4 separate regions of the Homo sapiens genome follow, and regions 2, 3 and 4 are each linked to region 1. Evidence: chromatin contacts called from ENCODE Hi-C or POLR2A ChIA-PET data. All regions are on one chromosome and are shown on one strand. Each heading gives the region's core, a stretch centred on a gene start or an enhancer-like site at or near the end of the contact. The rest is flanking DNA. Distances are from core to core; before and after follow the strand shown.

The links. Hi-C counts contacts between places; a loop is a spot of excess contacts on that map. ChIA-PET counts read pairs that join two places held with the same protein, here RNA polymerase II (POLR2A). Pooled maps may share reads with other maps.
Region 2: a map of naive thymus-derived CD4-positive, alpha-beta T cell shows a loop between it and region 1 (3-fold over the local background). The contact joins the promoter of HECW2-AS1 here to the promoter of STAT1 in region 1. A Hi-C loop is called at or near these places in 1 of 168 maps with a recorded cell type or tissue (naive thymus-derived CD4-positive, alpha-beta T cell), 1 of 37 single-sample maps with no recorded cell type and 7 of 50 pooled maps.
Region 3: a map of B cell shows a loop between it and region 1 (29-fold over the local background). The contact joins the promoter of MOB4 here to the promoter of STAT1 in region 1. A Hi-C loop is called at or near these places in 2 of 168 maps with a recorded cell type or tissue (B cell and natural killer cell) and 6 of 50 pooled maps.
Region 4: a map with no recorded cell type shows a loop between it and region 1 (7-fold over the local background). The contact joins the promoter of STK17B here to the promoter of STAT1 in region 1. A Hi-C loop is called at or near these places in 1 of 168 maps with a recorded cell type or tissue (gastrocnemius medialis), 7 of 37 single-sample maps with no recorded cell type and 14 of 50 pooled maps. POLR2A ChIA-PET finds 5 or more read pairs at or near these places in 2 of 52 experiments (H1 and activated naive CD4-positive, alpha-beta T cell).

The regions. Positions count from the first base shown.
Region 1 is chr2:191,012,853-191,015,552 of GRCh38, reverse strand. STAT1 (signal transducer and activator of transcription 1) reads left to right here and starts at 1,382. Exons shown (of 25, transcript NM_007315.4): 1 at 1,382-1,535; 2 at 1,875-2,028. RefSeq lists enhancers at 1-11, 790-869, 900-1,099, 1,710-2,029 and silencers at 1,150-1,389, 1,420-1,619.
Region 2 is chr2:196,258,592-196,261,291 of GRCh38, reverse strand. It overlaps HECW2-AS1 (HECW2 antisense RNA 1), which reads right to left and starts at 1,268. Exons shown (of 3, transcript NR_110226.1): 1 at 1,052-1,268; 2 at 920-961. The region is part of intron 17 of HECW2 (HECT, C2 and WW domain containing E3 ubiquitin protein ligase 2); the gene reads left to right. RefSeq lists an enhancer at 600-1,799.
Region 3 is chr2:197,514,813-197,517,512 of GRCh38, reverse strand. MOB4 (MOB family member 4, phocein) reads right to left here and starts at 1,447. Exons shown (of 8, transcript NM_015387.5): 1 at 1,367-1,447. The coding sequence starts at 1,426. The region is part of intron 2 of HSPE1-MOB4 (HSPE1-MOB4 readthrough); the gene reads right to left. RefSeq lists a silencer at 1,389-1,608.
Region 4 is chr2:196,170,223-196,172,922 of GRCh38, reverse strand. STK17B (serine/threonine kinase 17b) reads left to right here and starts at 1,345. Exons shown (of 8, transcript NM_004226.4): 1 at 1,345-1,590. LOC101927454 (a long non-coding RNA gene) reads right to left here and starts at 1,384. Exons shown (of 2, transcript XR_923737.2): 1 at 1,292-1,384; 2 at 75-1,018. RefSeq lists silencers at 1,050-1,279, 1,800-2,019.

The sequences.
Region 1 (2,700 bases), core at 133-2,632:
GAGATTTTTAAACTAAGATCTAAAAGATGAGTTAGCCAGCGAAGAGTTGGGTGAAGCAGATGTTGGCTCAAGGGGTTTTCCAAACTCAGGGTGAGAAGTCCCTGAGTTTGGAGAGTGTGGTTTATTTGAAGAACTAAATGCTGAAGTAAGCAAAGCAGAGTGGCACATTATGGGGTTGGACAAAGAGATCGGGCAACCAGGGCTTTATAGTATGTATTAAGAAACTGAATTTTATAAGAGCAAAGAAAAGCCATGGAAGGATTTTCAGGTTGGCAAATGACATGATCTGCTTTTCAATTAAAAAAAAAAACACTCAAACTCTTGTATGGAGAATGGATTAAAAGGTAGATAAGGGCTGAAGTGAGGCAGCCATTCGGGAATCTACTGCAGAAGGAGGCAGCAGAAGAGATGGAGCAGAGTAAATGAGACTTGGGAAATATTTAGGAGGAAGAATCAATTAAGATTTGAGGATCAGGTGTTGCGAGGTGAGGGAGAAGGCAATGTCAACTATGAATCCTAGGTATCTGTCATGTGCCATTTCTAGAAAAAGAGCAGGTTTGAGGAGAAAGATGTTTGGTTCTGAACATAGTTTGTAGAGCTCACTGCACATACAAGTGGAGAGGCAAGTGGGAGTTGTAGGTGTGAAGCCCAGAGGAGAGGTGTGGACGGGATAAGCATTTAAGACTCCTCCATCTAGAAGGAAACTGAAGCTGTGGGTGAGGTCATCACAGCACAGCGTTTAGGAGAAGCCCAGGTAAAGAAGCTGACGAATGTCTGGACCCTGACAACCTTAACATATAATGGTTTGATAGTGGAGGTGGAGGCAATGTAGAAAGAATGCCAGAGGCAGGAAAAAGCAAGAAGGATGTGTTATCATCATGACCAAGGAAGAAACGTGTTTCAAGAACAAAGGCGTCAACTCTGCCCCATGCTTCCGAGCTGTCAAGTAAAGTGAGAAAAACAGAAAAGCGTTCCCTGGGTTTAGCAACACGGAGGTCAGTTGCTAAAGGGAGCTTCTAGAATGACGACGTCGCCAAATCTGTCCTCTGCCTGGATTCTCGGCGATGAAACTACTACAGAGACCTCCAAGTTTGGGCTTCTGCAAACACAGCACGTCCTTCTGATCGTTCTCTAAGATATGTAAACAGAACGCCAGTTCCCAGCGTGGCAACACGGGACTGGGCTGCAGCTCACCCAGCCGGCGGCCCCCGCCGGAAGCCGGCGGAAATACCCCAGCGCGTGGGCGGAGCAGCGGCCCGCAGAGGGAGGCGGTGGCGCCCACGGAACAGCCGCGTCTAATTGGCTGAGCGCGGAGCCGCCCGGTGATTGGTGGGGGCGGAAGGGGGCCGGGCGCCAGCGCTGCCTTTTCTCCTGCCGGGTAGTTTCGCTTTCCTGCGCAGAGTCTGCGGAGGGGCTCGGCTGCACCGGGGGGATCGCGCCTGGCAGACCCCAGACCGAGCAGAGGCGACCCAGCGCGCTCGGGAGAGGCTGCACCGCCGCGCCCCCGCCTAGCCCTTCCGGATCCTGCGCGCAGAGTGAGTGGCCGTGAGGTTCCGGGTGCCGGGGGTGGGACGCGCAGGGACAGAGTCCTCGGGCCGTGCAGTTGGACGCCGGGCGAGGACGGGCCGTCTGTGCTGACCCGCGAATAGTGATCCCAGAGGAAGAACGCGTCCTGAGTATTCCAAGTGCGAGCAGTGCCACCTGTTCTCGGAGATGGCACTGCTCAGCACGATTGTCCTTGCCAGTCGTGCTCTGGCAGTGAAGAGGACTTGTGAAATATAATTTTCCTCTAGAAGGCACTGCACCTTCCCATTTACCGTCACTTTCTCCCGTTTCCACCCCTTTCCATCAGTCACGTTTTCTTCTTTTCGCAGAAAGTTTCATTTGCTGTATGCCATCCTCGAGAGCTGTCTAGGTTAACGTTCGCACTCTGTGTATATAACCTCGACAGTCTTGGCACCTAACGTGCTGTGCGTAGCTGCTCCTTTGGTTGAATCCCCAGGCCCTTGTTGGGGCACAAGGTGGCAGGTCAGTAAATGTTCATGGAATCAGATGAATGAGTACATGACTTCGGAATCTTAATTATGTTTCTATGTTCAAAGATGGAAGGGCTTAATGTCTTCCTAGAGTTTAAAAGTGATGTTTAGTTTTTGCAGACCCCCCACCCCAAAATAATATAGTCTTAAAAAAATTTCTGGCCGGTACTGAAGAGTTCTGTGGTAGGTATGCAGAGGTGTGGTTGATTGTGCTTTGAATGTTGTTTGTATAGATAAGGAGTTATTTTCATAGAACAGAAACAGGACTTGAGCCTCCAGCACAGTCCATTGTGCAACCATTGCTTAATGAGGATGCTGGACTCACACTTGTGAGATCATAATATGGTTTGCTTTTTACTTTCTAATTCCGTCTGAAATATACATAATTTCAATTCAACAAACTGTTTCGAGCACATAGTATATGCAGGGCACTGTCCAAGGTCCATAAGATGTTAAAAAGCAAAATACCCCACTACTCTACCCCCTCCCCACCCACCTTCCCCCGCCGGGGACTCTGGAGGCATCACAGAGCTTTACAAGGAAAACTGGAACCGATGCTCTAATAGAGGTACAGAATTCAGTGAGACGCAAGTCAAAGAAAGCTTAATTGTGAGTAAGTCTCAGACAACTTTATGAAAGAAGGGGCTTTTGTACATAGCTTTGA
Region 2 (2,700 bases), core at 19-2,518, 5.2 Mb before region 1:
AATGCATAATTTTCTTTTTAAATCCATCTCTTTTATTTTCTCTTTAGCCTGTGGTAATTTACATATACATTACTTAACCCCACTTGATCATTTTCATGATGCAAGTTAATACTGTAAGAGAAAAGGTTTTTTTAATTGCTAAGCGAAGTGTGCGTAAGTGGCAGATGGGGACTGGTGTTATTATCATATTGAACATCAAGGCCCTGACAGCCTAAGGGCAGCCAGGTGTGTTCGCCGTCCCTTTAAAAGCTCACCTCTGATCACTTTGCACCAAGTGCCCTATAAATACAAACATGGGACCCGAAGTCATATGGCAAGATTCAGTCATAAATGTCATCCATCTCATCTAAAATATTATTATATTGTTTCATGTGCTTTGATCATCGAAGTGAAGACACAAAATTTAAAAATTCTTGCAGAGCTTGAGCTTATGTATGCAAATTTCTAGTAGACCAAGGATGCCAGTTTGAGAATCACTGGTCTATAGCATATTGGGCAAATACCTGGTAACCAAGAAGTGGTTCCTTTGTTTTTCTCAGAAAAGATTGGTGACATTTCCAGGACGTCTGCTGACTTCTGTCTGTTCCTCAGCCTTGATCTGCTCTCTTTACAGGCAGTAAACTAATGCCTTCTTTGTTTCTACGTGAAAGGACTTTATAAAGAACTGTTTAGACCGGGAGAAGGTATAAAGCCTAACCACGCTTCAATTAAGTGAACAGAAGAATTTAAATATTTTCACATCAAATGAGAATTACCTTTTAACTTTCTCTCTTCCACTGCACTGTAAGCTCCTTGAAAAGGGACTTTCTCTTACTCCCCATTGGATTCCCAGCGTGTGGTACCATGACTGGCACACAATAGGCACGCAGAAAATGTTCACTGAAAGAATGACTCAATATCAACATAAGAAAGTACTTACTGGTGTGATGTACATCAGACGACATGTTCCAGTGTCTGGTTCCTGAAAGCATATGACCCATAGCTTGTCATTGTGATGAATTAGCTGGCCTGGTAGAAAATTGGTCTCAGCCTGCCTCTCATATGTTCTTACCTGAAAAATCAGACCAGTTGCCTTCACAGACTGCTAGTTTTTATCTGGAAAGTGATGAAAAGTTTCCCATTTGGCATACCTCCTCTGGTGCCTTTGTCCTTTCTTTTTCTCATCCTATCATCCTTGTGACTCAAGAAGCGATGATGTTTTTCTTATTCACAGGAAACTTCCAAGCCGCAGACCAGGGCCTGATATCTACCATCACTCAACTCCTTCTGTGTAGCTCCAGTTAAGGAAGGAGGGGAGAGTGCTCAGCCTGTTTGTTTTTTGTCTTGTTCTGTTTGCCTGGATTCACTGTGTTGATAGACAAAAGAGATAAGCTGCATATTTGTGGGAGATAGCTTTTGATTCTTCAAGATCAAAGCATGGTGTTACTGACCCTTATAAGAGTAGTTCTTTGGTTAAGTTATTATTCATTTTTCTTCAAGATAACTTTCCTCTGATTTAGCTTTTATCAGCCAACATTTACATCTCTTATCAGAAAAACCATTCACCAGATAATGGGCCTGGGTTTCCATCACGTGTTTCAGATGTATGATTCCAAAACTTGAGGGAAAATGTTCTGCCTGGTTCAAGCCTTCACTGAAATAACCTTAAGCAGAGAGAGGCTGGCCTTCTGAGCAACTCCTTTACGTACATGCCTACCACTAATTTCTAATAGTCTTTAAAAAAAAAATAGTAGTTAGCTGCTGGCAATAAAGTACAGAAAGGAAAGTTTGGCAAATACTAAAGATTAGCTGCTTCATCTATCATATAAAATGGATCTAGCCAGAAGAAACCAAGGACTGAACTCTGTTTGTCATACCTCATAAGCTGTGTGGCTAAGGGCAAATCCATTGACTTTTCTATGCATTAGGGAATTTTTCATGTGAACATGAAACCTTGCCTTCCACCTCAGTGCCTTCAAGTCAGCAAGCAATCTTAAGAAAAATATTTCAAATTTGGGAATATAAAAATCAGTGCAACTTGGCCAGGCATGGTGGCTTACGCCTATAATCCCAGCATTTGAGAGGCCAAGGCAGGCAGCTCACATGAGGCCAGGAGTTTGAGACCAGCATGGCGAACATGGCAAAACCCCATCTCCACCAAAAGTACAAAAATTAGCTGGGCGTGGTGACACATGCCTATAATCCCAGCTACTCAAATGTCTGAGGCAGGAGAATCATTTGAACCCAGGAGGCAGAGGTTGCAGTGAGCCAAGATCATGCCACAGCACTCTGGCCTGGACGACAGAGTAAGGCCCTGTCTCAAAACAAACAAACAAAAAAATCAGTGGAACTTTGTGAAAATATCAAGTAGAAAAACAAGTTGCTTGTAGATAAGAACTAAATCTAAATAAATACTTGTATCAGTGATTGGTATTTTACTTTATGGTATAGGAATCAGAATATATTGTCCATAGCACTCAGAATAAAATTGCATATTTGCATTATCCTGTATATTCCAATGAAATAGAATGATTTTAGTACCATAATTTGTGTTTTTATATTTTTCTTCATCTTATAAAAGTTAATATGGTGTGCTTTGAAATAGCATGATGTAAATAAGGGAAGAAAGCAACTAGGAAAAAAATTATTAAAATTGTATTCATATAACAAATTGAAAATAGTGACATGATGATGACTCATCAAACAAAAAAGAAAAAAGCT
Region 3 (2,700 bases), core at 198-2,697, 6.5 Mb before region 1:
GAAAAGTCTACTTCTGAACATAAAAATGTAATCAGAAACAATGTTTCCACAGAATAAGATGTAAAGGTATCTGAGAAAAGAGCATGAGGAAGAAAAGTGTGGAAACGGTAAAAAGCAAGCATATGTAACGGATAAATTTCCAGTAGTATGAAAACAAAACTGTCAGTAGGAATAACTGACAGCTTAATGTGACTCCAAAATAAGACTTTAAAATTTTCTCTGAAATTCAGCACTAGAAGCAGCTTGTTAAAGAGAACAGGTCACCAGTGAATTAAGAATCAGGAGACTATGTATCCTTGGGCAAATCCACTTAATTCTCTTGGGCTTCAGTTTCCTTATCTGTAACATGAATCTGGGGAGGTAATCAATACCTGTATGCCCCCTTCGAAAGGTGTTCTTTCCATAATTCTGTATAAGAAATTAAAATCTATTCTCAGACATACAATCATAGCTCCACGATTGTTTTGTTTCAATTTTCATTTGCATCACTTTTTAACATTTTATAAACACATCTCTTCCGATTTCAGAGCATCTAGTCTATAGCAAGCCATTTCGGCTAGCAATTAATCAGTTCAAGTCTGGATGCCAATTTTATTTATTTATTTTTAATGTGAGGCATCCCATCTTTTCCAAACCCTAAGAAACAATGCCTAATCAAGCACCAATTTACCACACATAATGCCCTACAAAAAAGCTGACAAAATTATAATCAGTTCATTCTCTGACTATGCTTCACGCATATTAGCAAGGAATGACATCTAACAAGTCACAACTTAGTGATGAAAACTTGCTGGACCAGAGAACAGCTCCAGGGAAAGCGGCAGGGAGAGGTGGTCAAAGGGAAACAAGGAGGAGAATATCGGCACCCGGATCCGGCTAGACAAGCTGGATGGCAGGAAACGGGTAGGTACTTCCCAGGCCAGGTAGGAACTGGACGCCGGGTCGAGGTAGGCTGTGTTTACACCCCCTCCCACCTCAGCGGCCCCGACCTTCAGGAAACCCCGGGGGTCTCCACCAGGCTGGTCGCGCCCCTCCAATGCTAGTCAGCTGGGGCTCAGGGGCAAGGCGAGAAGAAGCCGTTGCTGCTGACAGGCTCGCAGCCCAGGGCTTCGGCAGGCAGGTACCACCAGCAGACCCCACCCGCCCCTCACGCCTACCCCTGGGTCGGAGCTCCGCAGGCCTCACGGCGGCCGCCACCGCCTCAGCCAAATTGAGGGGCTGCAGCTCCGGAAGAGCAGGCCGGGCACCAGTGCCCCAGCCCGCCCGCCTGCCGCCTCGGCCCAACCTCCCCGCAGTGGCGGCCAGCTTCCGGGCGCAGCACTGCTCGGCACCTAGTTGCCCGACAAGAAAAGTGCAGACATGGTACCTGCGCCTTGGTGCCCGGCCTGTTCCGCCTCAGCACTGCCGTCCCCTCCGCCATGACCATAGTGCCAGCGTCTAGGCGGCTGGAGTCGGTACCCGGATGTAGGGACGGCAGCCTGCGCGGGGGGCGGGGCAGAGCGGCGCTCTGCGTCTGGGAGGAGGAGCGGCAGCTGACGGAACAGCTGCAGCCTGCGCCGGGAGCCGTCCGGGTAGAAGCGGGCTAGGCGGAGGGAGAGGGCGAACGAGGAACAGCCGGACGGCGTCGGGTGGCTACTGGCAGGGACTGAGGCACCGGAAGGCGGGCGCCACGAGCCTCTTTGCGAGGGCTGCGGGGCGGTTTGAAAGGTCGTGATCGCAGCGACCGCTGCGGCAGTGTGCACGGCTGCGTTGCACGTTGGTATGGGCTCTCGTTAGTTACACGGGAAGAACGAACTTCGTATAGTGGCGACCGTTTCAGTAAACCCACCTGCAAGCAAATACTTAGAGAACCGTAATTCTGTCCCAGAAGCCACCTAAGGAATCAGGGTAGAAAACAGGCCAGCAGTCTTGGCAAATTCTATAGAACCTGCGTGAAATCGACCCAATCTGAAATCAGACGGGGGATTTGAGTGTCAGTGTTATTTACGCCATCCGGCGACTTCAAAGCCAAGGACTTTTTCAATGACAAGTTTGTTTACGTAGATAAAAGACGCAGATGTCAATTATGTGAGATGAAGAGTGGACATCTGGTTTTGTGCGTTAGGCAGACAGATTTAGCTCGTGTTTTTCAAGTCAGAAGCAGGAGGAGGAAATTAGTAGTCCTTGACAGGTGGTGAGGGTTTTACATCTTACAGGATTCCACATTTCCTTTGTTGCAAATTTTAAGTGTTCTCTCTTAAGAAACCACAGCATTTTCGCAAACTTTTTTTCCTGCTTAGAAACCTTGAATCTTTTATCTGGGGTGAGGGAGGCCTTGGGATAGCAGATGGGAAGACAGTTCAAAAAGTAAAAAACGCATACAGTAGCATGATTTCCAAAAGAAGAAAACATCAAGTGTCCCTAGATAGAAGGTGTATTGAGAATGCTGAGGGAAGGGCCATGTAACAGCTTCCAGAAATGGAATTTGAGAGGAGAGGAGAGGTTGAGTGGGTCTCTAGCTGAGTAATTGTCAGTGACTTAGAACTAGGCATTGAAGGGTTTAACAACAGGAAGTTGGTTCTCTCTGGAAGATGTATTGACTGGTAACTCTTCAAGAATAGGGACTTAATTTTGCCCTCCCAGAACCAGCGTCTACATATGAAAAGATTATTCGTTCAACAGATACTCATTAAGCCCCACTATATGGTAGGCACTAATGTA
Region 4 (2,700 bases), core at 96-2,595, 5.2 Mb before region 1:
ATGCAACACCTATGCTCATGAAAGAAAAGATGGGAACAGTCTCATTGCTTACGGATTCTTATACCCCAGAAAAGTTAATTCCAGTGTGTGGCATTTTATTTTCATCCTAACTTTAGGCTTCTCTAGTCAGCCCAATTGTTAGCAACAAGAAATTAGATAGATGGAAGCAATATTCTCCATTTGACAAGGTTTAGGGGCAAGACATTATTAACCTGGGAGGAGGAGTTAACCTAAGTAACAACAAACAGACTTCATAAAAGGGCTGTGATGCATTCTATACCTTTATCTTGGGGAAAATGCAGTAGGAAAGGGAAACAGCTAGCTTCACAGGAATTTGCTTGGCTTACTGGGATAGAACAAGAAAACCTGTCCTTTATATGCTAACTGAACATTAAGTCTTTTGAAAGCAAGAGGACGACTCCACTCCCAGTATCCTTTCCCACGGAAGGGTTTTCTGCAATTATCGTAAATGTCCTCTGAAAGCAATCCTAGATTACATAACTAATCCCATATATGTATGAGTATGTGTGTATCCTATACATATAAACTAGGATTATATATCTATGTAAAACATTTGTGTCTTGCACAGAACTTTGAAAATTTCCACTGTCTTCAAAGGATAACAGATCTTGAGTAGGTTGCTGAGGGCTTTCATCTTTTTCCTTAGCACTATAAATGCAAAATCGGCTATTCAGCCTATTGGGACCCTCCCTACACTGCCTTCAGTCAGTGCCTCAGAAGGGACACCATTCGCGACAGCGGACGTTAGCAGTGGGGTCTAGGTTCCATAAATCCCCAACTGATGTTGACACTCCGAGGAACCTCTGCCAAGTTGTAGCAAACTGGGTTCTCCACTTACAGGGTACGTTCCGGTCCTAAGGAAGACTCTCAAGAAGAGTCAGAAAATAGGTCTTTGGTAGGCACTGAAGTTTGGTAACTAGTCGCAGGCAGCTGGGACGAATTTTGCGGCTTCCTTCTCCCCGGTCTCCGGATATTCACACCTCTCGAACTGACCTCTCTGAAGGTGGGAAGGAGTACACAGAGCAGTAGTTCCAGCCCCGCGCGCCCCCTCTGCAGCGCCGCCCCCTCCGCCCCTCCCTCGCGGCAGCCCGAGTGCGCCCCACCTGCGCCGCCACGCCGCCGCGCCTCCCCGCCCCGCCTCGGGCCAGCCAGGCGCCGCACCCTCTCACCGCCGGGCCCCGCCCCGCACACGCGCCCCCGGCCGGTGCCCCGCCCCTCCCGTCACGTGACAGACCCACCCTCCGCACCCGTTCCGATTGGCTCTCCCGACCTAGGGGGAGGGATCTGGCGAACGGCGATGCCCCAGACGCGGCTGCAGTTTTCAAACCGCGACTGCAAGCTTCGGTAGTCCTCTCCGCTGCTGTCGCCAGGAGTCACTTCACGAGAAGCCAGGTCACAACCGTCGGCCCTTGTCTGGAAAAGTAAAAGTGGATCCTGCCACGTTCGGAGCTCCCTGGCGCCTCGCCCGGCTGGAGCTAGAGAACTCGTCCTGTGGCGGCCCCCGGCGTGGGGCGGGACAGCGGCCCCCTGGAGGGGGCAGTCCCGGGAGAACCTGCGGCGGCCGGAGCGGTTAGTGTCCTGCGGGATTGGCGGGTTGGCTCGGGGCTGCGATGGAACCAGCCGCCTCGGTACAGAGACCTCATACGTGAGGAAGGAGGACCCGAGGAGGGTTTAGGCGGTACGGTCCGGCTGAGAGGGGCTTGGACTCCGCCGCCCCTGAGGTGGCTGATTGCTGCTGGCGCCTCTCCGCTTTGCGGCTGGAGTCCGGGTTCCCTGGGGCTCCGCGCGGGGGGCGGCCGGCGGTCCTCCCACCACCCTCCTCAGCCCGGGGCGCGTGTCTGTGTCTGTGCGTGTCCGTGTGTCCCCGTGCGCCCTCCACCCGGCCGGCCCCGGCTCTCCCCAGGTCGCGCCAGGCAGGGCCCCCTTCGCGGCGGGCCCGCGCGGGTCCCTTCCACAGCAAGGCCACGCGGTCCCCCTAGCCTCTCCCGAGTCCCAGCTGCGGCGTGGGCGCGTTCCCATCGGGACTCGTGGACGCGTCCTGCTCCCAGCTGCCTTTCGTCTAGAGAAAGTTCGTGTTCATCTTGTGGGACGTTTTCAGTTACTGCTTGGGAACAGTGTTTTAAAACCAGCGAGAGATCAAGACGGGCTACAGCTGTTTCCGTGATTTTCAGCGATCTGATTTTTGCTTTGATGCCTTGTGACCCACTTAGTGTGCACGACTCATCCTCAAACTATACCACTACTGGATGCCAACGATTTTTGACATTTACCCAGGCTCTTTGTTTTATTGTAGGGAAAAGCGTTTCATTTGAATTTCCTCCGAGGGAGAAGTAGAGACAAAGTTGAAAGAGGCTTTATAGCAGCTGGTAGCTGGCATTAGTTTCTGTCTGGACTAGAGGCACTCTGACATCAATTTGGAAATTGGAATTAAGAAAATACGTTTTTAAAATCGTAATACTTATCAGATTTCACTAATATTTAAACACATGAGGACTGTGTATCACATTCACCGATTGTTTTGTCGACGTAATGTTTACATCTGTGGTGCTAATGATAAGCAGAACCTTGCCAGGGACGTTTGACGTGGTGTGGCCACTTTACGTTTTCAAGTCTATGAGAATGTCTGCGCGGAGACAGCATAGCTCTGTAGAAATGAGTGGCAGCGTATGTAACCTGGCA